3 separate regions of the Homo sapiens genome follow, and regions 2 and 3 are each linked to region 1. A link is a loop called in an ENCODE intact Hi-C map of the cell type or tissue named here. Cell type or tissue: heart right ventricle. All regions are shown on one strand. Each heading gives the region's core, and the rest is flanking DNA. Links, peaks and the distances in the headings are about the cores only. Region 1 overlaps VRTN (vertebrae development associated). Region 2 has its middle 4.7 kb from the start of MIR4709. Region 3 overlaps YLPM1 (YLP motif containing 1).

Evidence for each region. Peaks named below come from ENCODE experiments on the same cell type or tissue, not always from the same donor. Only the 100,000 strongest peaks of a DNase experiment are listed, where the experiment ranks them.
Region 2: a loop joins it to region 1, with 11 times the contacts of the local background. A loop is called at or near these places in 86 of 110 quality-filtered maps.
Region 3: it touches region 1 in a loop (3-fold over the local background); 18 of 110 quality-filtered maps call a loop at or near these places.

The regions. Positions count from the first base shown.
Region 1 is chr14:74,359,127-74,366,303 of GRCh38, forward strand. VRTN (vertebrae development associated) reads left to right here. Exons shown (of 2, transcript NM_018228.3): 2 at 1-882. Among named protein-coding and RNA genes, the nearest start is that of VRTN, 14 kb to the left of the region's middle. In heart right ventricle, for the core only: a CTCF peak has its summit at 3,374 (motif pointing right); a DNase peak (open chromatin) is centred at 3,405; H3K27me3 peaks cover 1,190 bases.
Region 2 is chr14:74,471,914-74,479,090 of GRCh38, forward strand. It overlaps a transcript of SYNDIG1L not described here. Among named protein-coding and RNA genes, the nearest start is that of MIR4709, 4.7 kb to the right of the region's middle. In heart right ventricle, for the core only: no CTCF peak of the experiment used is centred there; a DNase peak (open chromatin) is centred at 4,428; H3K27ac peaks cover 438 bases.
Region 3 is chr14:74,790,495-74,797,671 of GRCh38, forward strand. It overlaps YLPM1 (YLP motif containing 1), which reads left to right. Exons shown (of 21, transcript NM_019589.3): 5 at 7,086-7,177. Among named protein-coding and RNA genes, the nearest start is that of YLPM1, 31 kb to the left of the region's middle. In heart right ventricle, for the core only: a CTCF peak has its summit at 3,412 (motif pointing left); no DNase peak of the experiment used is centred there; H3K27ac peaks cover 3,276 bases.

The DNA.
Region 1 (7,177 bases), core at 919-5,918:
GCTGGTCATATTTTTACTGTTATGATTTAGTTTTTGGTTTTGATTTGAGTGGGTTGGTTGGCCCCCTTGCTGGAGTTGGAAGCCGTATGTATGTCAGGGGGTTTAGAGGGGGGTTGGTTAGCTAGAGCTGCTTTCAGCTTTTCCTGGAGACAAAAGGAGTGTTATAGCATGATCATCGGTCCCACTGGGCAGAACGTTATCTTCAGTTTCTTTTGGGGGTTGGCATCCTCTTTACTCAGTTGTTTCCCAAAGGAACATTAGGCTCGAATATGGGGGCCAGGTGTGGTGGCTTATGCCTGTAATCCTAGCGCTTTGGGAGGCCAAGGCAGGAGGATCACTTGAGGCTAGGAGTTAGAGACCACCCTGGGCAATGTAGTGAGACCTCATCTCTTAGAAAAAAAAAAAGAAAGAAAATCAAATGTAGAGCTGATCAGCAGCTTGTGCCTGGCATCCCCAAGGGAGAAGGTGCCAGGTCAGCAGGAGCAGCAGCAGGGATGTATAGAAAGAACCACAGCTGGCCTCTAAAGGATGGCACTGAGGCACCGGAGATCTTGAGGCACTGGAGATCACTGAGGGGCTGGCCTGTCCCCTGCAAGGAGTGTGGGACCAGGTGGGGCAAGGCTGGGAGATGCAGGCTCTGTTTGCAGATTATGGCCCAGAGTCTCTGCTTGTGGGTGCTTGATCCACCTGCTGGGACCCTGCAGTCCTCGGCCAGCCTGGCTGTCAGTTGGGGATTCCACCTTTCTGCTGAGCGTCTTCTCGGAGCTGGAGGCCCATCTTCAGTGAGAGATCACAAAGCGGCCAGGCAGGTGGGAGACTGAATTTGCCTTGTTCGAGAGTAACGTTTGAAAACCAAAGAAATAAAGTGATGCAGTGCCCACAGTGCTTGGTCTCTGGTATTTGTTTTGCCAGGATGTGATTGCCCATTCCCATGCTCCCCTTTGGCTTAAGGGGACAAGAGTGACCTTCTCTTTCTCGATGGGATGCACTCAGGTCTAGAGCTTGGGGGATGAAAAGAGTTATTCTGGGGACTCTGAATTGGATCTAGAAGTGACCTTGGGTGCTTTTCCAGCTGAAGGGTGGGGCTCTGGCTACCTGGAAATGCCCTCCCTCCCATGGGAGAAACCTGGCGTTCCCAGGTGGGGAAGGGGTTGCTGCCACCACAGGTTGGCTCGACAGGGGCCCACTGTGAGGCTGGCCCTGGGCCATGGAGGCCAGGCCAGCACCTGGAGTCAAGTCTGTGCCAGACATTCTATTTAGTCCTTGCAATGTGCTCGGGCAGGTAGGCCCAGTCCTGTGACTGGGACACTCTAAGGACACAGCCTTAGAGTGGCTAATTTGCATGCTCCCTCTGTCTGGTGGGACAAGGGTGAGGGCAGCCTGCTGTAATGAGCAGCAGCAGGGATGTAATGGGAGCTTTAAGCCCAGGCCTTTGCCTGTTTGGTGAGGGAGGAATCATTAGGGAAGAAGTTCCCGTAGGCCCTTCTTCTGTCTGGGTTTCCTGCAGTGGCTGGCATCCTTGTGCTCCTGGGGAGTCATTCTTGCCTCTGCTTTTTATTCACCCCACATCCAATCCATCAGCAAGTCCTATTGACGCTGACTCCAAATGATACCCAGAACCCTCTCTCCACTCTACTGCCATTGTCTCTCCTGGCCCACATCACAGCTTCCTACCCCATCTCCCTGCTTCCCTGCTTCCACTCTTGCCCCTATACCCCTATACAACCCATTATTTTTATGATTTTTTGAGACAGAGTCTCGCTCTGTTGCCCAGGCTGGGGTGCAGTGATGTGATCTTGGCTCACTGCAACCTCCACCTCCCAGGTTCAAGCAATTCTTTGCCTCAGCCTCCCAAGTAGCTGGGATTACAGGCACCTGCCATGATGCCTGGCTAATTTTTGTATTTTTGGTAGAGATGGGGTTTCACCACCTTGGCCAGGCTGGTCTTGAACTCCTGATCTCGTGATTCACCCACCTCGGCGTCCCAAAGTGCTGCAACCCATTATTTTTATTTATTTATTTTTTGAGTCAGAGTCTCTCTCTCTCACCTAGGGTGGAATGCAGTGGCACAATCTCAGCTCACTGCATCCTCCACCTCCTGAGTTCAAGCAATTCTCATGCCTCAGCCACCCATGTAGGTGGTATTATAGGCACGTGCCACCATGCCTGGCTAACTTTAGCCTTTTTAGTAGAGACGGGGTTTCACTATGTTGGCCAGACTGGTCTCGAACTCCTGACTTCAAGAGATCTGCCTGCCTCGGCCTCTCAAAGTGCTGGGATTATAGACGTGAGCCACCATGCCTGGCCCCTATACAACCCATTCTCCATAGAGCAGTGAGAGAGTTTATGAAATCGGATTTTCACTTTCCTGCCTAAAATGTGTCCGTGGCTTCCCTTTACTCCTAGAATTCCTTGTGCTGCTTTACAAAGCCCAGACAATCTGTCCCTGACTCTGCCTCTTGCTCCATGCTGGCCCTAACCCACCACGCTACAACCATACCAGCTGCCTCTGGTCTTGAACACTTGTTTCTGCTCTAAAGGCCCTTGCATTTGCTGCTATGGTCTAGAATGCTTTTCCCTGTCATATTTACATGGCAGACTTCTTACCATTCAGATCTCTGAGGGTCACCATCACACCACAGTTTTCATTCTCATGGTGTTTACTCCCATCTGATGTTTCTCTTGTTTATTTGTTTATTTGATTATTGCCTACCTCCCCAGCAGAATGTAAGCTCCATGAAAATCTGGGCTTTTCCCTGACTTGCTCACACCACTGTGTTCCCAGCAGGTAGATTCGTTCCTGGCATCATAGGTGCTAAAATGTGTTGAAAGAAGGAATGAGTGAAATGGGGTCTCTATCCCTTTCCTGCTGTTTTCCTTTGGGATTTGGTTTTATCAGACATAATCCCCCTTCCTCCATATTTCTTGTGGACCATTTTTCTGCATCCCCACAGCTACCCCCTAATCTATACCAGCATCTGTTCCTCATCTTTGATACTGGAACAGTTTTCAAACTGACTCTGCCTCCACTCAAACTATCCTAGTTCTTCCTGACAGGCCAGAATGATCCTACTGAAAGTCTGACTCACTGCTGGATTTCCCGTTGGCCCTCAGTACAAAATCCTAACTGTTTTGAGGCCCACCTGATTCTGGCCCCTACTTTCCTCTCCGGCTTATTTCTCCCCACCAACCCTCATTCAGACTGACCTTTCCCCCTGCATTCTTTTCTCCCTCCCACAAGTGGCATTGTTGAGGCTCTGTACTGAGCCCTGGAGTCTTCACTGAAGCCCCACCACCAATGTAACCATTTGACATTTGATGGAGGGGTTGGACTGGGAATGTTACCATCTGGCCTGCAATAGCCACATATAGCCAGCAGATGGCAATCGGGTGCAGCAACAGACAAAGTCTCTCTCTGGGTTCCCAATCCGCACGCGGCTCTGATTTCCCAACCCCCGGTGTATCCGCCTTACTGCTTTGGCCATCCAGGGTGGTAGCAACTTCCTGAGAACTACCCTTATCGGGGTTCTGGATTCTCCTATTTGCTCTTTTGCCTGAACTCTCAAACCAGAGCAAATCCTCTGATGCCTGGAGGAGTATCTCACAGCGGGGTCTAAAAACCACCTGGATCGCAGTCTCCGTGGGAACTTATTAGGAGCGTGAATTCCAGTGCCCCATTCACACCTGCTGACTCCAACCTGAGACATTGGAGAGGTAGTATATGCACACGGATGAGTTACATAACCTTGCTGTGCCTCACTTTTTCCATCTGTAAGATGGGATTACAGTAATGCCTATAGGATAGTATCCTGCACATAGTGTTAGATAAGCCCAGTTTCAGAACCTCTGGGAGTCTGATTCCTGTTTTCTAGGAGGAAGTCAATACCCATGGATACTGTCGTTCAAGGTTACCCTCTAGGTTAAAGACACTCCTGTCCCAGGACTGAAAGGTGTTTTTGCCAGAGGCTAGCCCTGAGCCCTGAACTCACAGGCAGAAATTTTAGCTTCTGTTGGAAGAAATTAAGATAAAAAATGGTATATCAATATTTATAGATTTGGAAAAGGTTTCATAAGTATGGATAAGTTATTCTTGTGTAGAAAAGCTGTTTCCTTTCTAATCTGCTTAGAAAGGCAGGGATACCAAGTGGTGACCGTATTTGCTAAGAATACTTCATGCTGATTTTTGAAATCAACATCTGTTGAACTTATTTGTATTTTTCTTCACCATTTTCTATCTCTGATGCAGTGTAGAAAGTCCAGTGAAATGAACAATGTGTGAATAAAGGAAGAAAAAAATGTGAGGTTAACTTTGCATCTTCTTCCAACATTCTGTGTATTTGTAATGTAACAAGTTCTTCTAACAATTTTTTTTTTTTTTTTTTTTTTGAGACGGAGTTTTGCTCTTGTTGCCCAGGCTGGAGTGCAGTGGCACAGTCTTGGCTCACTGCAACCTCCGCCTCCTGGGTTCAAGCAATTCTCCTGCCTCAGCCTCCTGAGTAGCTGGGATTACAGGTGTGCACCACCATGGCTGGCTAATTTTGTGTTTTTAGTAGAGACAGGTTTTCACCATGTTGGTCAGGCTGGTCTTGAACTCCTGACCTCAGATGATGTTAAGATTTAACAATCTTAAATATAAAAGCTTCACCTCCCCCCACAAAAAAATCCAGTGAAACATTGAATAATTTAAAAAAATTATCTCCACATTTATCCCCTGGAGGAAGAGGATTTTGGTGGAGATCAACATAAGCTGCTCCCCAAATGTTTCTCTGGAGTCCAGCACTCAGGCCCCAGGGCATTGCTGGTGGCTTCTGGGTCCTGAGCAGCCACCTCATATCCCAACTGCCACTCCTGGATGTCCCACCATTGCCTCATTCTCACTGCCTGCCAATCTGGGCTCATCCCCCCCATTACCCTGGGACACACTTCTCTGAGTATCTTTCACCCCAGTTTCTGCAGCATCAGGTTCTTAGTTAAACTGTCCAGAAAGCTAAGAGTTGTCCTAGAACGTTCTCTCTCCCATACCTCTATCCCAGCAGGACCCTAGAAAAATGGCGGGTTTCACAAGGTTGCACACTGCTGGGTAATCACAGGGAAGAGAATTCCATTGGTCCAGCCCATCCCTGTCCCATCCTTTCCCCTGAGCACAGCTTTCATGCCAGGTCACACCTGAGGCTACTGGACAAGTTTTGGCCAAGGGCTGTGTCGGCCCTGCTCACAAGGGATCTGGCAGATATAATAGGTTCCTATCTAGCAGCCTCTGAGAGGCTGAGCTGTGAGCTGAGGAGACAGAGCCGTTTGTATTCAACTCTTGTCCTCACAAAGCCCTCAGTTTGCAGCAGCCGTGGTGTGACACAGTGTGATAGAGGCTTCCATATGGAATGGGCAAAAAGTGCAGCAGGCTCACAGGAAGCCTATGCTGGCTGATCTGTGTCTGGTACCTTGTGGCCTATTTTCCGAGAATGAGCCAGCTCTTTGAGTGTCGGCTGCCTGGGAGTCTCTGGGAAATGCCTCAGTTGCCCCTCAGGTGACCCTAGTCACTTGTTGTAAAAGACCCATTCCAGTTTGGTGGCTGTCACAGGAGGATGGGAAGCTAGGGGACAGGGCTCGTGCCACCAGGCAGTTGTCAGGATGGGGCTGGAAGGCTGAGAAGCAAAGCCCTGAGAGTGTGTGCAGGGAAGCCTGCTCCTGCCCCTGGCTGTCCGCTTTCATTGGCCTGATATCTCACCAGAACCTTCTCCTAGTGTGATTGCTTCTCCCCAACCCCAGCCAGTGACACCCAGGTTACCTGTAGGGTGTCACTAGTGGGTTGGTAAGTGTTCCCATTGCTAGTTTATCTCATGGAAGAGGAGGAGGGAAGGTTTTAGATAAGAAGCAGCAGAAAGTAGGTTTAATGGTATAAAAATTTTTCCATGTGGCCAGGAGCGGTGGCTCTCGCCTGTAATCCCAGCACTTTGGGAAGCCAAGGCGAGTGGATCACTAGGTCAGGAGTTCGAGACCAGCCTGGCCAATATGGCGAAACCCCATCTCTACTGAAAATACAAAAATCAGCCAGGTGTGATAGCGGGCATCTGTAATCCCAGCTACTCTGGAGGCTGAGGTAGGAGAATCACTTGAACCCAGGAGGCGGAGGTTGCAGTGAGCTGAGGTCGTGCCACTGCACTCCAGCCTGGGCAACAGAATGAGACTCCGTCAAAAAAAAAATTTTTCCATTAAAAATGACTTTGAAAATAGCATGAAATCCACTTAACTCTAGGAGGTCTTCCCTGCCAGGCAGAGAGCTGGGGGAACAGAGATAGGAGGGCAGCCAGGAGGAGACTGGGCAAGCAGCTGCTCATGTATGACCCTCTGCCTGCGGAGACCACTGGGTTGGCAGAAGGCAGAAAGGTCACAGGGGGTCCTCGCCAATGCCTCACCCCACTCCATACTGCAAGCCCCAGGGCCAGGAGGAGGAGAAGTGCAGGCTGTGGGGTCAGGGAGGTATTTGGGGAGCATCCAGGCTGAGTGGCTTTTGGTTCCCTTTCCTTCACCTGCCTCCCTCCCCCGCTGCAGCTCATCCTGGCTCAGACAGTTGCCTCTGCAGTATGGCAGACTGCAGGTATTGACAGTCAAGATCAGTTTCTAGGCTCCTTAACTGGGCAGAGTTATCTGTTGTCACTTAAGTTAGAATTGGGAGGGTGGGCCGGGCATGGTGGCTCACGCCTGTAATCCCAACACGTTGGGAGGCTGAGGCAGCCGGATCACCTGAGGTCAGAAGTTTGAGACCAGCCTGGCCAACATGGTGAGACCCCCGTCTCTACTAAACATACAAAAATTAGCCGGGCATGGTGGCAGGTGCCTGAAATCCCAGCTACTCAGGAGGCTGAGTCAGGAGAATTGCTTGAACCTGGGAGGCAGAGGTTGCAGTGAGCTGAGATTGCACCACTGCACTCCAGCCTGGGCAACAGAGCGAGACTCCATCTCAAAACAACAACAACAACAACAAAACCAAAAACAAAATTGGGGCACAATGGCACATGCTTGTAATCTTAGTGCTTTGGGAGGCTGAGGCAGGAAGATCGCTTGAAGCCAGGGGTTCAAGGCTGCCAGTGAGCTATGACTGAGCCACTGCACTCTAGCCTGAGTTACAGAGTGAGATCTTGTGTCTAAAAATAAGAGAAAAAAAAAGGCCAGGTGCGGT
Region 2 (7,177 bases), core at 2,000-6,999, 110 kb after region 1:
TAAAATCTCAGATGAATTTTTGTAATCATACGAAATTTATTATCGACTCTATATTGGTATTGGTTTCGATATAAAATGATCCTCTTCTTCCCCAACCTCATACTCCTCAAGTTCTACTTATAACACTGGAGCAGCAGGAAAACGGACTAATTGTATCCCATCTTTTGTATCCCTGGCATACTATCTTACACCCAAGGAACACAAGTACCCCTGAGAATCAGAGTTATAGATACTCAATACCTATTTATTGATTTCAAAACCCAGAGAGGTGTAAGACACCAGGGCCTTGGAATTCTCCCTCTCTCCCTCTACATTTTTCCTTTCTTCACCCTCTAGTCCTTCATGCCTTCTGGTCTGGGACACCCCTCCCCTGGCTTTTACCTTCTTTCTGCACATTTCTTACAGGGGCTCCCTGTTTGGTTCTGGTCCTTATTTTTGCATTTGGCATTGTTTTAGTTTTGAACACAGAACCATTTAGGCCCAAGGCAAATGGTGGCCCAAAAAAGATAGTTAATCATTCCATTAATTAATTATCTCAAAAACCACATATAGATCTGCTCCTTGGACTAATAGCTGTGCTGGACAGTGGGAATACAGTGATGAGCAAAATGGAAATGTTGTCTCTCCCAAAGATGCCTTCAAGGGACTGGGAAAGCCAGACATTGATCAAATAATTATACCAGTATATAGTGTTGAATTGTGTCATGAAGGGAGAGAGCAGAGTGCTATGAAAATGTATAGCAAGGTGTTTGATCTGATCTGGGGGAGGTGGTCAGGGAGGGCTTCCTGGAGGAAGGGACATTGCAGGAGAAATGAGGATGAGTAGGAGTTAACTAAATGAAAAGGGGTTGTGGGGCAGCATTTCAGGCAGCAGAGCAGCATGTGTAAGAGTCCTGTGGCTGGAGGAAGGAAGTACAGCCAATTTGAGGAATTGAAAGGAGACTGATGTGGCTAGAGCAAAGACAGAGAAAGAAGTGGTGTAATGTGGGCTGGAGAGTCAGAGGAGGGGGGCGGAATTCTAAAATCCAAATAGATCATGACAGCTGGGTATACACTAGGGTCGGGACATCACCAAGTATGCTTACTCAGGTCCAGAGTAAATTAAGTAGGAGGAACTTTAAATAAAACCAAATTAACCAAGACCAGTAATGCAGGAGGAGGTAAATTCACCGTAAGAAATACTCCAGGCTGGGCGCGGTGGCTCATGCTTGTAATCTCAGCACTTTGGGAGCCCGAGGCGGGTGGATGGATCACTTGATGTCAGGAGTTTAAGACTAGCCTGGCCAATATAGTGATACCCCGTCTCTACTGAAAGGCAAAAATTAGCAGGGTGTGGTGGCAGGCGCCTGTAATCCTAGCTACTCACGAGGCTGAGGCAGGAGAATCACTTGAACTCGGAAGGCGGAGGTTGCAGTGAGATGAGATCATGCCACTGCACTCTAGCCTGGGCGACAGAGTGAGACTCCATCTCAAAAATAAATAAATAAATATATAAATACTCCAAAAAATCTCAGAAGATATGTTGGCTGAATGAATGATGGATAAATAAAGACCTAGTACATGATTAAGTGTCTCCATTTCCAGCCACTTTCTAAGCAGAGGCCTGACCTGGCTCTGCCTCTTCCAGAGCAAATCACCTCAGTACTCTTCCTTTTTGCTGCCATGGCATTCTGTACATGTGACTATCATGGCTTTGTCCCACTGGATTGCAGTGATGGTTTGCTGCTAGCTTCTCTCATTAGACTCTAAGCTCCTTGAAGGCAAGGACCATGCCCTACTCATTTTTTCATTCCCAGTGCCCAGCACAGTGCCTGGCACATAATAGGTGCTCAGTAAGTATTGGTTGAAGGAATGCATACTGTCCTGTCCATATAAATTCCACCAGACTTCATGATGATCAGGATGACACAAGTGTACAGCTGCCTAGGCCTCCTATACCCTCGGAACTAGAAGCCAACATTTCAGGAGAGCCAGCTGCATTACAGTCCTGTTTTGCAGTCAAAGAAAGGCATTCACTGAGTCAGTCTCAACCTTGTTCTTCTGGTGACCAAATCTGGGACCTTGTTTTCCTTGTGAGGTTTTCTGTGAGGGTGCCCAGACAGCTCATCAAGCCAATGGGATCTAAGTAGGAAAATCCAACGGATTAACTGCTAGTCCTCTGCACTAGCCTATGATATTAATATTCCCAGTATGAATAGGCTTTGTATTTCCAAGCTACACATGCACATCCATTGTTTCCTTTTGTCTACACAACACCTCTATGAGGTATTTAGCTGAAAGAGGTTAAATGGTTGATCCATGGTCCCATGGCAAGTCAGTCAGGCCTGGAGGCTTTTTCTCCTACATTCCCCTGCCTTACTCCCTACCCCAGAAATTTCTCTGTTACCCACCTTGACAGGAGATGGTTCTCAGTGGCCACTGTCTGGGAGATGCTCTGTGTAGCTCTTTGGGCCTTGTTCCTGCCAAGCCAAGCCTTGGCAAACTCTGGTGGGAAGCTGAGGGGGTTGGCCAGGAACTTCAGAGATTCAGTGTATGGGGAGAGAGAGTTGCATAAGCCGGGTCTGCTTTCTCTCTTTCTCCCAGAGGCAACCTGATGCAACTTGCAGCTACAGAGCCATCTTCATGGCTTCTTGCTTCAGCCAGAGCAATCAGGAGGGAGAGGCAGGCTGAACTGAAGACAGACAGCAGCCAGGAGGGGAGGAGGAGCCATTTCTGCCTGAGCCCAGGGCCAGGGAGCCTTCAGGCTGGAGACAAGCTGGTGTCAATGAATCTTACAGACAGATGACAGCTGGCTTCTAGAAGATGTGAGCCCTGGCCCTGCTCTGGAGCTGCCCACTCAGGATGAGGCAATGCCGTGCCCTTCTTCAGGAGAATGAAACCTAGCCCACTGTTACTCTTTTCTTCCCTTTGGAGACAAGGCTGCTATAGGGTTAAATGGTCTGATCCAAGACCTACAGAAAAAAGACATTTTTCCCTATTAAAAAAATTCATTAAACAATTGCTGAGGTCTAGGCATTTATTGAAAGATGAAAGGGTAGTCTCTATTCTCAAGATGTTTACAGTCTAGTAGGAAGGTAAGCAGACACATAAAAATCATACATGAAAAAGAATGTGGTTAAGTGTCTTAAAAAGAGAGGGTTAGAATCTGGCTTAATGAAGGCAAACCAGAGTGTGGCATCAGAGAGGCCATCAGTCTTGAAAGGCACCTGGAATTAAATTTGGAAGACAAATGCATGGCAAATGCCTATGATTCTAGGCCACTGAGCAGTTTCCATGGCTGCAACCTTCCTTTTTTATCTAGGATGATAATAATAATACTAACGACCTTTCTCAGCTACTTATTATGCGTCAGGTACTGCACTGAGCACTTTGCATCCCCCATCTCATGTCATCATTAGAACCACCTGAGGTGGGTATATTCTTATCATCCTGTTTTACAGCTGAGGAAATTAAGGCCCTAAGAGGTTAAGGAACTCATCAAAAGTCAAGCAGCTGGAAAAAGTTGGAGGTGAGATATAAACCCAGCTTGTATTTAACATTTTAAATGTTACAGAAATCTGTAAACAACTACTGCTTCCAAAAGTGAAAACCTCCCCACAGATTCTGGGGAAGTGCTCAACTGTCCTGTGGAGCAGTCCAAGTTCTAGTGGCATCTCTCTCTCTCTCTTTCTCTGGTGCCAGGCTCTTAGACTCTGAAGCTCCTGGGAGGGTCTGAGACTAACAATTCCAGGCAGGAAAAAGGCAAGATTAGGAGAAAAAAAAATCAGCATCACAAATCTCAGAATTCTGCAGAACCAAGTGAAAGTCTCCTGGGCCCAACATATCTGAAATGGTCTCTAAAGCAAATGTCTTGGCCTTAGTCTCCATCCTAAGCCTCTCTGGAGTTCAGAGATTTTCCCCGCCCTCACAATATGAGTAACTAGAAAACGATTCATCTGTGTCCATTTGCCAGTGGTTCTTCAACTTCCTTTCAGCGTCTCAATGCATCATAAGCTGTTAGTCCTGACAGAGGCTTTAGTGATTAGTCCAATCCCTTCAATTTGTACATTACACATTAACAGTGGTTAATGGAAGAGCTTCTGGGATGTTTTCTCTTTGTTTTAGTAAAAAAATCATCTTACCACTAAACACTAATGTGAGAGTTACTTTGATTGCAAAACAGAAAAGAATCTTACAAGCATTGTGTGTGTACACTGAGAATCTCCATCAAACCTCATCTTTCCTATGTTGATCCATTTGCAGTATCCCCCTTTGTGGCAGAGGCATATGGATGGTTGAGGGTGTAGTGGGCAGAGCAATGCATTTCTCCAGCGCTGAGAACAGTCTGCTGCTGCTGGCCTGCTCTCTGCTTTTTGATCTGGCACACCCAGCAGCTCTGCCATGTTCAAGGCCAGCAGCCATCCATTTGTCTGCCAGGCTCCTTCTTGGCCTTACCCACTGGCAGTCAGAGCTAAGCTGATCTTTCTGCCTGCTGGCTGCTTATCTGGGACATATGATTTGTGGAGGACGGCCTGCTAGAAGGGAGCCGTCCTTCTCCAAGCCCCTGCAGGTGAGGGGAGCCACACTGACATGCCACGTCTGCTCCAGAATCTCAGGCTCTTAGTCTCCATTTGCAACTGCAAACACCTGTGCTCTGTGGCTAGCATTGGGCAGTGAGCAGAGAACAGGCATGGGAACATCTGCAGAAAGTAGAAGAGGTCACTGTTCTTCTGCCCCAGTCGAGAGGAGCTGGCCGGATCCACTCACCCACATTGCCCACCCTCTTCCAGGACCCTTGAGCCACCTATGCAGGCCATCTCCTGGTCTCCACCCTCCCCTCCACCCCTTTTTAGGAACCAAACCCCTGGTTTGGAGAGCCTGGTAGGTTCCCATAGCAATGGGCCTTTTAGCTGTTTCCATGGCAACCAACACCCAGACCATTTAGTTGCTAGTCAACTGACAGCTGTAAGTGAATCGGATTCAGTTTAGAATCTAGGGATAGGCTGAGGAATTCTCTTCAGAGAAAAAGACACAACCACCCAAAATGACTCAAATCCTTCAAAGACTTTCAGGCAACATCTGTGGAGATCCAGAGCCACTTTCTACTTTGGGTCACTCAACCCTGTCTCCCCCCAGCCCCATTCCCAACACACACACACACACACACACACACACACACACACACACACACACACACAACCCTGTCTCCCCCCAGCCCCATTCCCAACACACACACACACACACACACACACACACCCTCGCCTGAGTGTTCCAGGCCTTTAAATAAGGCATACCCCAACCTCTATTTCCTGTTCTGTCTCTTCCTTGGGAAAAACACTTGTTTAACGTGACTTTCACCTTGGCGACTTTCTTACACGACTCCTTTTTCTGTGCTAATGCTTTTCTTATATACTGTAACCCTGTCCTTGTACCAACCCATTTAACCATTGCTTTTTGGATTATCTGAAGTGAATGGCTGATCCCAGATCATTTTCTCTTAGTTGACCTCACCTATTTCAAGCCACTCTTCCTATGTCTGGAGGGTGTTCTCAGAGAACAAGCTGTTTTTATCAACCTTTCCAAAGCATAATCAAGATCACCCTGTTTCTTTTCTGAAAGACTTTGTGTTAAAAAAAAAAAAGATCACTCTGTTCCTTTTAAAAAAAGTCAACTAAGATTTAAAAACCAAATATGCAGGATTTAAAATTACTCCATGCTTGTTGCTTTTTATTAGTATGAAGATTTGACTGAATACTAGTCTTCATATTTAACCTTTTCCCAAACTGGAGATATGAGGTGTTGGGTTCCCTTTATTCTATAAGCAGGGGTGCCCCTCATTATTATTTCAACAATTAGAATCTGGGATTTATCTGTCCTGGAATTCATGTAAGAGCTGAGCCTCCAAAACCTGCTCCGTGGACTAGAAAAGCATGAGACGGTCATTGGAAAGAGGATGACCTTTTTGATATACCTAAGATTCAGTGCTTCTCAATGTTTTAATGACTCACGGGGGCGTCTGTGAACTGTCTGTAGAAGACGACCTTTCAAACTAATCCCCCCACGGGAGCCCTACCTAGCTCACGGCTGCAGGCTTCATGTAGCCCCGCGATGGCTGGCAAACAGTCACAAGCTGTTGTGTTCCCCTTTTGCTCTGATGGAAGGGTATAAACTAGCCGAAATACTTTTTAATTTCGATTTCTGAAATATCTACTTATACTCTTTGTCTTTAGTGCTTCCCCACCCTTTTCATTATCACTCCTTACAGGAGCTTTTATGGACCTTTTAATCCTAATCGACCACCCCACCAAATTTTAATACCGCAGATATAATATGTATCTGTTTATGTATTATCTGTCTGTTCCTGCTTTACACATAAAAAGATTAAGAATTTTTTTGTCCCTAAGAACAAATTTTCACAAAGAATGCAAGTTATAAACAATGAAAGATATACAGTATTAAAACATTGTTTCAAATTTGAAGAATAAGTGGAGGAAAGAAAAATATATTTTAGAACTTAGATATGTAAATTATTTCCAAAATAGTTTAACACTCAAACTAGTCAGCTGTATCAAAATCAATTCTCCCTGAAGTAGGCACTGTTCCTAGCTAGAGGCAAGTACTCATTTTGCATGGTATTGTGAGTCCTGTCTTCTTTTAACACAAGGGCAGAGGAGTATGCAGGGTGGGTAGCTGTTAACTTCAAAGGAGCTAAATGGCATGAGAAATCTTCTGGGAATAGGGAGACAGTGGACACATGAGAATTGAGCTTTTCCAGGCCTTTCAGAAAGTTCTTGTGCACAGAGGATAGCCTCATCCTTCTGAGGAGACATCATCAAATCTCAGATTGAACCTTCTAATTTTCCTGCTATTTGTAGACAAAGAAGAATGTCTGTCTCCCAGAGTGACAGCTAACATTTAGAGAGTATATACTATAGCCAGGGTCATTCTAAGTGTTTTACATGCCTCATCTCATTTAGTCTTCACAGCCCTATTATTATTAGTCCTATTTAACAGATAAGGAGACTGACACACAGAGAGATGAAGTGATTTCAAGATCACACTGGTAGTCCTGTTAATTGTTGGTGCCAGGATTCAACCATAGGCAGTCCGAAGCCAGAGACCCGCACAACAGTTAACAGCCTCAGGAATTCACACAATTCTGATACATCTAGAGTCTGGTATGGGAGACAAGGTGGAC
Region 3 (7,177 bases), core at 680-5,679, 430 kb after region 1:
TAACTGCATCATACCTCTTAGGTTTTTACATTTTGGAGTTTTATATCAAATTTTGAAATTTTTATAATTCTAAGGTATTTATACCTAGTTTTAGGGGTTTTTTAAGAGATTTATAACACACTTAACTATACAAATAAACACTTTCTAAATACTTAAAACCAGATATTTGCTTATTTTTCTTTTTATCTTACCAAGGTACAATGCATGCGTTTTTATGTGATTGTATTTAGTGAATTTATGTAATGTTTCTACTATATTTTAAATACATGTTTTTATATGTCAAAAGGGTCATAGTATTTCATTATATTTAAAGGTGGCTTATTTTCATACAGATTTTTAATATGAGTATCTCTTGATATATTTGTTACAAAGCCTTAAAAGGTCTCTAGTTTTATAAATGAAAACGGTTTTGAGTCTGTCATTTTGTAACATCTTTGAACTTTGAAAATTTGAAAGTCCAGTAATAGACAGGTGCAGTGGCTCATGCCTGTAATCCTAGCGCTGTGGGAGGCTGAGGCAGGTGGATTACTTGAGCTCAGGAATTTGAGACCAGCCTGGGCAACTTGGTGAATCCGCATCTCTACCAAAAATACAAAAATTATCCGAGCCTGGTGACATAAAAAATTAGCCAGGCATGGTGGCAGGCACCTGTGGTCCCAGCTACTCGGGGGACTGAGGTGGGAGGATCACTGGAACCCAGGAAGTCTAGGCTGCAGTGAGCTAGGATCATGCCACTTCATTCCAGCCTGGGTGACAGAGTGAGACCCTGTCTCAGAAAAGGACAAAAAAAAATCAAATAGTGATAAATATTTGCCATTTATATGTAGTGTTGAAAGTGTATTTCAAATGGTTTCAACAATTTCTGGCCCCCAGAATGAAAATAAAATGATGGGCCTTGGCTGTTGATCAGCAATTTGGTCTGAAAACAAAGCACCCTACCCTTTCAACCCTTCTGCCATGTCCTCTTATCTGCACACCTTTTAATGCCTCCTACTTCCTTTGTCCTTTCTTCTGGCTTTTACACATGCTCTTTTCTTTGTCTGGAATTCCCTTCTTGCCATTCTTTGCTTTATTTATTCCTATTTTTCCTGCCCTGGGGCAGCACTTCAGTAATTACAGATTGGGATTATTTAATGAAATCAGACATTGGGAATACTTTGGTTAGCAAGACAAACATGTTCCATATTTATCAAATTCTGTTCTAATTGTTGAGTTAATTGTCTCACTCTTCCTGTGGACAGTGAACTCCTTGAGGTTAGGCATGACTCTCTTTTTAGCACCAGCTCATTACCTGACAATCAGTATGTGTTCAGTGAAAGTTGCTTCTTCCAAAATGTCAGTCATGGATAAAATTCTCAAGGCATTCACAATTTTGTTAGGAAGGGACTTTGCTCATATTTAGAATTTGATTAGAATACTAGATAACATGTTAATAAGGTCTCTCATGGACTCTTGTACATTGTGGAAGATAGTCTTCTTTTATCACTTATGTGAACAAATAATTGCTACATTTAATACATAGCAAATGATTTTATACAACTTTAATGATCTGATATATTATTGAGGCACTTTAAATTAATAAGTGTAATTCCGAGAAAGGAACCACACCTTCACAAGCCCTAAAGCGGCATACTTTTTTTTCCTTCTGTAAATATATACTCTCCATCCTTAGCATTGTGATGTATATACTTTGACAAGTTTCTGGTCACCTTCTTTCGCCTTTGCCCATTATAGCTCTGCCAAGCCTTCACTACTTCGCATAGACCATCTACTCTAGTGCTGCTTTCTCAATCTTAGCAAACATTTTTATTTTGCATTATATTTATAATTTAGCTTCCTGCCTTACAGGAAATCAAGTTTACCTATCAAGCCCAGTAAAACATCTCACTTCTAACCCTTAGCTTTACTTAGCATGCTCATAATCTTGTAGTCTCAGGAGAAGCGGCCCTTCTGATGAGAGCTAATCCTCTCTCTGTGCCCTTTAAAGAGATACAGTTTACATTTTTATCAAAGTGATTCATATGCATGGTTTAAAAAAATTGGGCCAAATGGCCACCCACTGCTCCATGCCCTCCAAATGTTTTTGCCAATGGCATCCTCTTTCAATTATTTAGCTGTTTCTTTTGGTCGCCATCTTCATAGCACTAAATAATTATGTTGCCCTTTTCACTACTTAAACACTTACACATTTTAGATATTACATATTTATTTAACTGTCCTGAAAAATAAAGTTTTCGTTCTTCCTCAACACTCTGCCATATGGGTGTTAACTACAGCATTCCCCTTGCTGACCCTCCGGAATGTGATTTGCTGTTTATCGAATCTCATGGCTTCCTGTTACCATTCAGTACCTCCATTTCCTGGAGTGCATGCTCAAGTAACTTGCTAAGGAAGTGTGGGTGAGGGGTAAATTTTCTGAGTCGTCCTGTATCTGACAATGTCTTTATTCTAATCTCACACTTACTTGCTAATTTGGATATAAAATATGATGTTGAAGATAATTATTCCTCAAGGTTTTAGGATCATTGTTCTATTTTGTTCTATCACATTGTGTAGGTGTTATACTGTTCTGATTCTTTTCCTGTTTTGGTGACCTCCTCTCTCCCAAACTTAAAAAATCTCTGGTATTCTGAAATTTCAGTGTTTTTTGTTTGCTTATTTAGTTTTATTATTAATTGTACTGAGTAGTCAGTATGCTGGCCCCTTTCTGTCTAGAGATTGGAATCTCTTAACTTTGGGACATTTCTTTGTGCTATTTCTTCATTCATTTTTTTTCTCTCGTTTTCTGTTTCTGGAACTCTTCATTAGTAGGATTTTGGATCTGTTGGATTGATTATCTTTGTGCCTTTTATCTTACATTTTGTTGTACTTCCTGAGATACTTTAACTTCTAGTCCTTTATTGCATCTTTTATTTTGAGAATTGGAAATTTTTTTTTCTGTGGTTCTTCTGGCGTTGATCTTTTTTATAAATAGCACATTGTTCTTGATTTATAGATGCAGTCTCTTTAAGAATCTCTCTGAGGATAACAATTTGAGTTGAAAGTTCTTTTCTGCTTTTTGCATTCTGTTTTCTCCAAATTCAGATCCTATTTATTTATCTTTAGTTTTTCTTTCATTTTGGACGTGTTCCTCAAATATCTAGCAATCCTTGGCTGTGCATTTATGTTTAAGCATGGAAGACACTGACAAACTGATTGGGAGCTCTGTGTATATGAGAGGGGCTTGTTACCTGTCAGGTTTCTGCTTTATGTGAATAGGGTAAGGAACTGTTACTACTGCTAGGGGACTCTCAAATTCAAGGATTTAAGAGACATTCAGCCTAAGGAAAGGCTGGTTGATGGTTCCGAATATAGATTTACGTATTTTTAGCCCCAAGTTTTACTCCTTTCCTTCCCTAGCACCCCCTAGTGTCTGAGAATCCTGACCTTCTCTGAGGTTCTCTGGGCAAGCCAGCCTTCTTTTGATTTTATCCCTTTCTGCCATCAGTACTCTAAACTGGTTTCTTCCTGCTCTGTAAGTTACCACTCATATTTGTTCTTTGTCTTTCAGAATGTACAAACAAGATTTTCATCTTCTGATTACCTCCTCTCTCTGTTTATTATGGGTTTGTGTATTTTTGAGTTCCTTGCAATGGGTTTGTAAAAGGTCAACTTGGCTGAGCTAAACTCCATTTCCCAAAATTCCCTTTCTCTCTCTTTTTTTTTTGAGACAAAGTCTCACTTTGTCACCCAGGCTGGAGTGCAGTGGCACCACCTCAGGCTCACTGCATTCTCCACCTCTTGGGTTCAAGTGATTCTCCTACCTCTGCCTTCCGAGTAGCTGGGATTATAGGCACACGCCACCATGCCCAGCTTAAGTTTTCTATTAGTAGAGACAGGGTTTCACCATGTTGGCCAGGCTGGTCTCTAACTCCTGACCTCAAGTGATCCACTCGCCTCCGCGTCCCAAAGTGCTGGGATTACAGGCGTGAGCCACCGTGCCTGGCAGTCTTTCCCATATGTTTCTGATTAGGTTGGGTCACAGGGAGATTTTCACACCTAACATGAGACATTTATTGCTGGACAACCAAAAACATTCTCTTTCCCCAGAAAAGCACACAAAGTCTTTTTTTTTTGTCTTTAAGATAATATTAGTTCATCCTTCTCCACCTGATTCACACTCCCTCTTTCATGTTCTGTAACTTAAATACTGAAATATAAGGTTAACTCTTATTAACACATGTTAGATAATAAGGAAGAAAACTAATGAACCAAAAAATATTTGGTTAATACACACACACACACACACACACATATTTAAACACAAATATATCAAATTAAGGAAGAAATATTTGTAACTATTGTAGTCCATATTTCTGCAATGGTCATGTGGTCATAGCTGGTATATATGTTCTTCCACTACTCATTCCATATTCCCTTTGCTCTAAGTAAGTACTTCAGCCAGTTCGGATTCCTTGCCTCATGGGGTGACCCAGGCTTTCATTCTTGAAAGATATGGGCTATTAGCAGTTCTTTCTGAATTACTTCTGCTGTTTGCAGTTCTACAAAACCCTTTGCAATTTTCCGTGGACTTGAATCTCAGGACATGGGAAATACTAAGAGATGTCCTAGAGGATCTCTTGCATTTCAGACACACTTCACTTCACCTGTATTGTGCAATAGTCACTCAAATTCCTCTTGAAAGTTAGGGTCAGTTATCCCCAGTGAATACAGTAACCCTCTCCATTGCCTCTTGATTTGGAACTTCAGAGTAAAGTTGGGGTCTCAACTTCAGGTTAGTGGAATCATTTGTTGTGTCCCCTAGTGGATGTGTTCGTCTCTTTGAAACTAGACTTTTAGAACAACAAAGCCTAAAGTCACAGGGATAGGAAATAAATATTTTGCCAACACTGAATTTATTAGTCTTCATTGATTTCCCAAAGAAATGAAAGAAAAAGCCTCCTAGCACTCATTAAAAGTCATGAAAGGCATCACTGTCTACTACTCAGTCACCTAAGCCAGAAACCTTGGAATCATCTTAAATTCTTCCCTTACAACTATCATTTTATTTCTACTGGTGACAAAATCCTATCAATTCTACCTTATTTTACATCTCTCACTTTTATCCCCTCCTCTACATTCTCATATCAGTCACTGCCTTAGACTAGGCATCACCTTCACTTACCCAAATTGTAAAGATGATCTTTAAACTTTTTGTCTCTGTCCACTATTTTTCTGCTAAAGCAATCTTTTAAAAATCAGACTATATTTAGTGGCTCTAAGTGCTTATAAGGTAACACCAAACTCCTTAACCAGCTGAATTAATTTATCTGTTATAATCGAGATCCAAGTCAGATGGCTTTAACAAGTTAGAAGTTTATTCTCTCTTAGGACTTAGGTGATGGTTCAGGAATCCAGTTCCTTCTGATTTACCTGGTCTTGGATATTTCACCACCATGTCAGAACCAGCATGAAAAAGGAAATGGAGAAGAGGAGGATGTGCCCTTTCCTTTAAGGGGACAACCCAGAAGATGTGCAAATCATTTTCACTCTCAGCTCCTTGGCCAGAACTTGGCTGCCAGTTCTAGCTGCAAGAGATATTGAGAAAGAGAGTCTTGTCTGGGGGGCCTTGTGTCTAGCTACAGGAGGCCTGTTATTGTAGATAAGTGGGGAATGGGTATTGGAAGACCACCAGTAGTCTCTGCCACATGAGGCATACACAATCTTCTGGAGAGTGATCCTCGCTTACTTCTTTACCTTATTTTTTAGTGTGCTGCTTTTCCACATTTCCCTCTTTATCAGCTCTCTTGACTCTGTTTCCCCTTTGCATTAGCCATGCTAAACTATTTGCACTTCCAAACATGCTCTGCTGATACACGTTTCTCCGCCTTTCCTCTTGCTTCCTTAGCTTGAGGTGCCCTTGCCACATACTTTCCTCATCTCCAACTCATTCTGTCAGCTTGATTTCAGAGAAGTTGTCTTTTAAAACTCAACATAAGCCTCTCCAATTCTGTTTTCCTTATTGTGTACACATAGACTTGAGACATTACATCTCTTGGTACTTATTTACACTTAGATTATCTTTATATTTTGTTGTAAACTCTTTGAGGGCACATATGACATTTTATTCTTGTATCTCTTGGATGTAATGTAATGCCTGACAGATAAAGGATGTGTACTTTCTTTTTACTGGATGAGCAAGTGGGTTTATAGCAAAAATAACTGTGCAGACTTTTTAAAATGTCAGAACCTACTCTTAAGATAGGGCTACTGTTTCTTTTTTTTTTTTTTTTAACTTTTGTCAATCAAAATGTTAGTGCTAGCTCTAACAATATTTATAATCATCCTATATTTTCTTGTTAGTCTTTTCATATTTAGTTTTTAGTTACAATTTAATTCCAGAAGTGCTCAGAGTTAGTTATGGAATTTGTTAATTTTTTTCTCTTTAAAATGAGCAGCCTTTTCTGTCTCCTAAGGCACAGTATTTATAATTGCTTTTTTTTTTTTTTTTTTTTGAGACGGAGTCTCACTCTTGTCACCCAGTCTAGAGTGCAATAGCGTGATCTCAGCTCACTGCAACCTCTGCCTCCCAGGTTCAAGTGATTCTCCTGCCTCAGCCTCCCAAGCAGCTGGGATTTGCAGGCACCTGCCACCACACCTGGCTAAATTTTTGTATTTTTTTTTTTTTTTTTTTTTTAGTAGAGATAGGGTTTCACCATGTTGGCCAGGCTGGTCTTGAACTCTTGATCTCAGGTGATCTGCCCATCTCTGCCTCCCAAAGTGCTGTGATTACAAGTGTGAGCCACTGCGCCAGGCCTGTAATTGCTTTTTAACCGTTCAGTATATCAGTGACTTGCGGCAGGAGATGTGTTGAAGTAAGTTAGATAATACTGACATGATTTCCAAAGCCTGTCCTAAGACCTTCTGAGCACTGCCACCTTAACATACTGGTTCTAAGATATTGGTGACTCAGGATTAATTTAATGACTGAAAAGAGTCATTGTTGTAAACAAATTCTAAGGCAAGAGTGCCTTAAATATTCTTACATGGAGAATTTTTTTTTTCTGCTTTACTGTCTTGAGTAATATCTTTTGTTTTACTTGTAGATTTGATGGTCCTCGAAGATTTGAGGATTTAGGGTCAAGGTGTGAAGGACCGAGACCCAAAGGGCCTCGTTTTGAAGGAAATCGCCCCGATG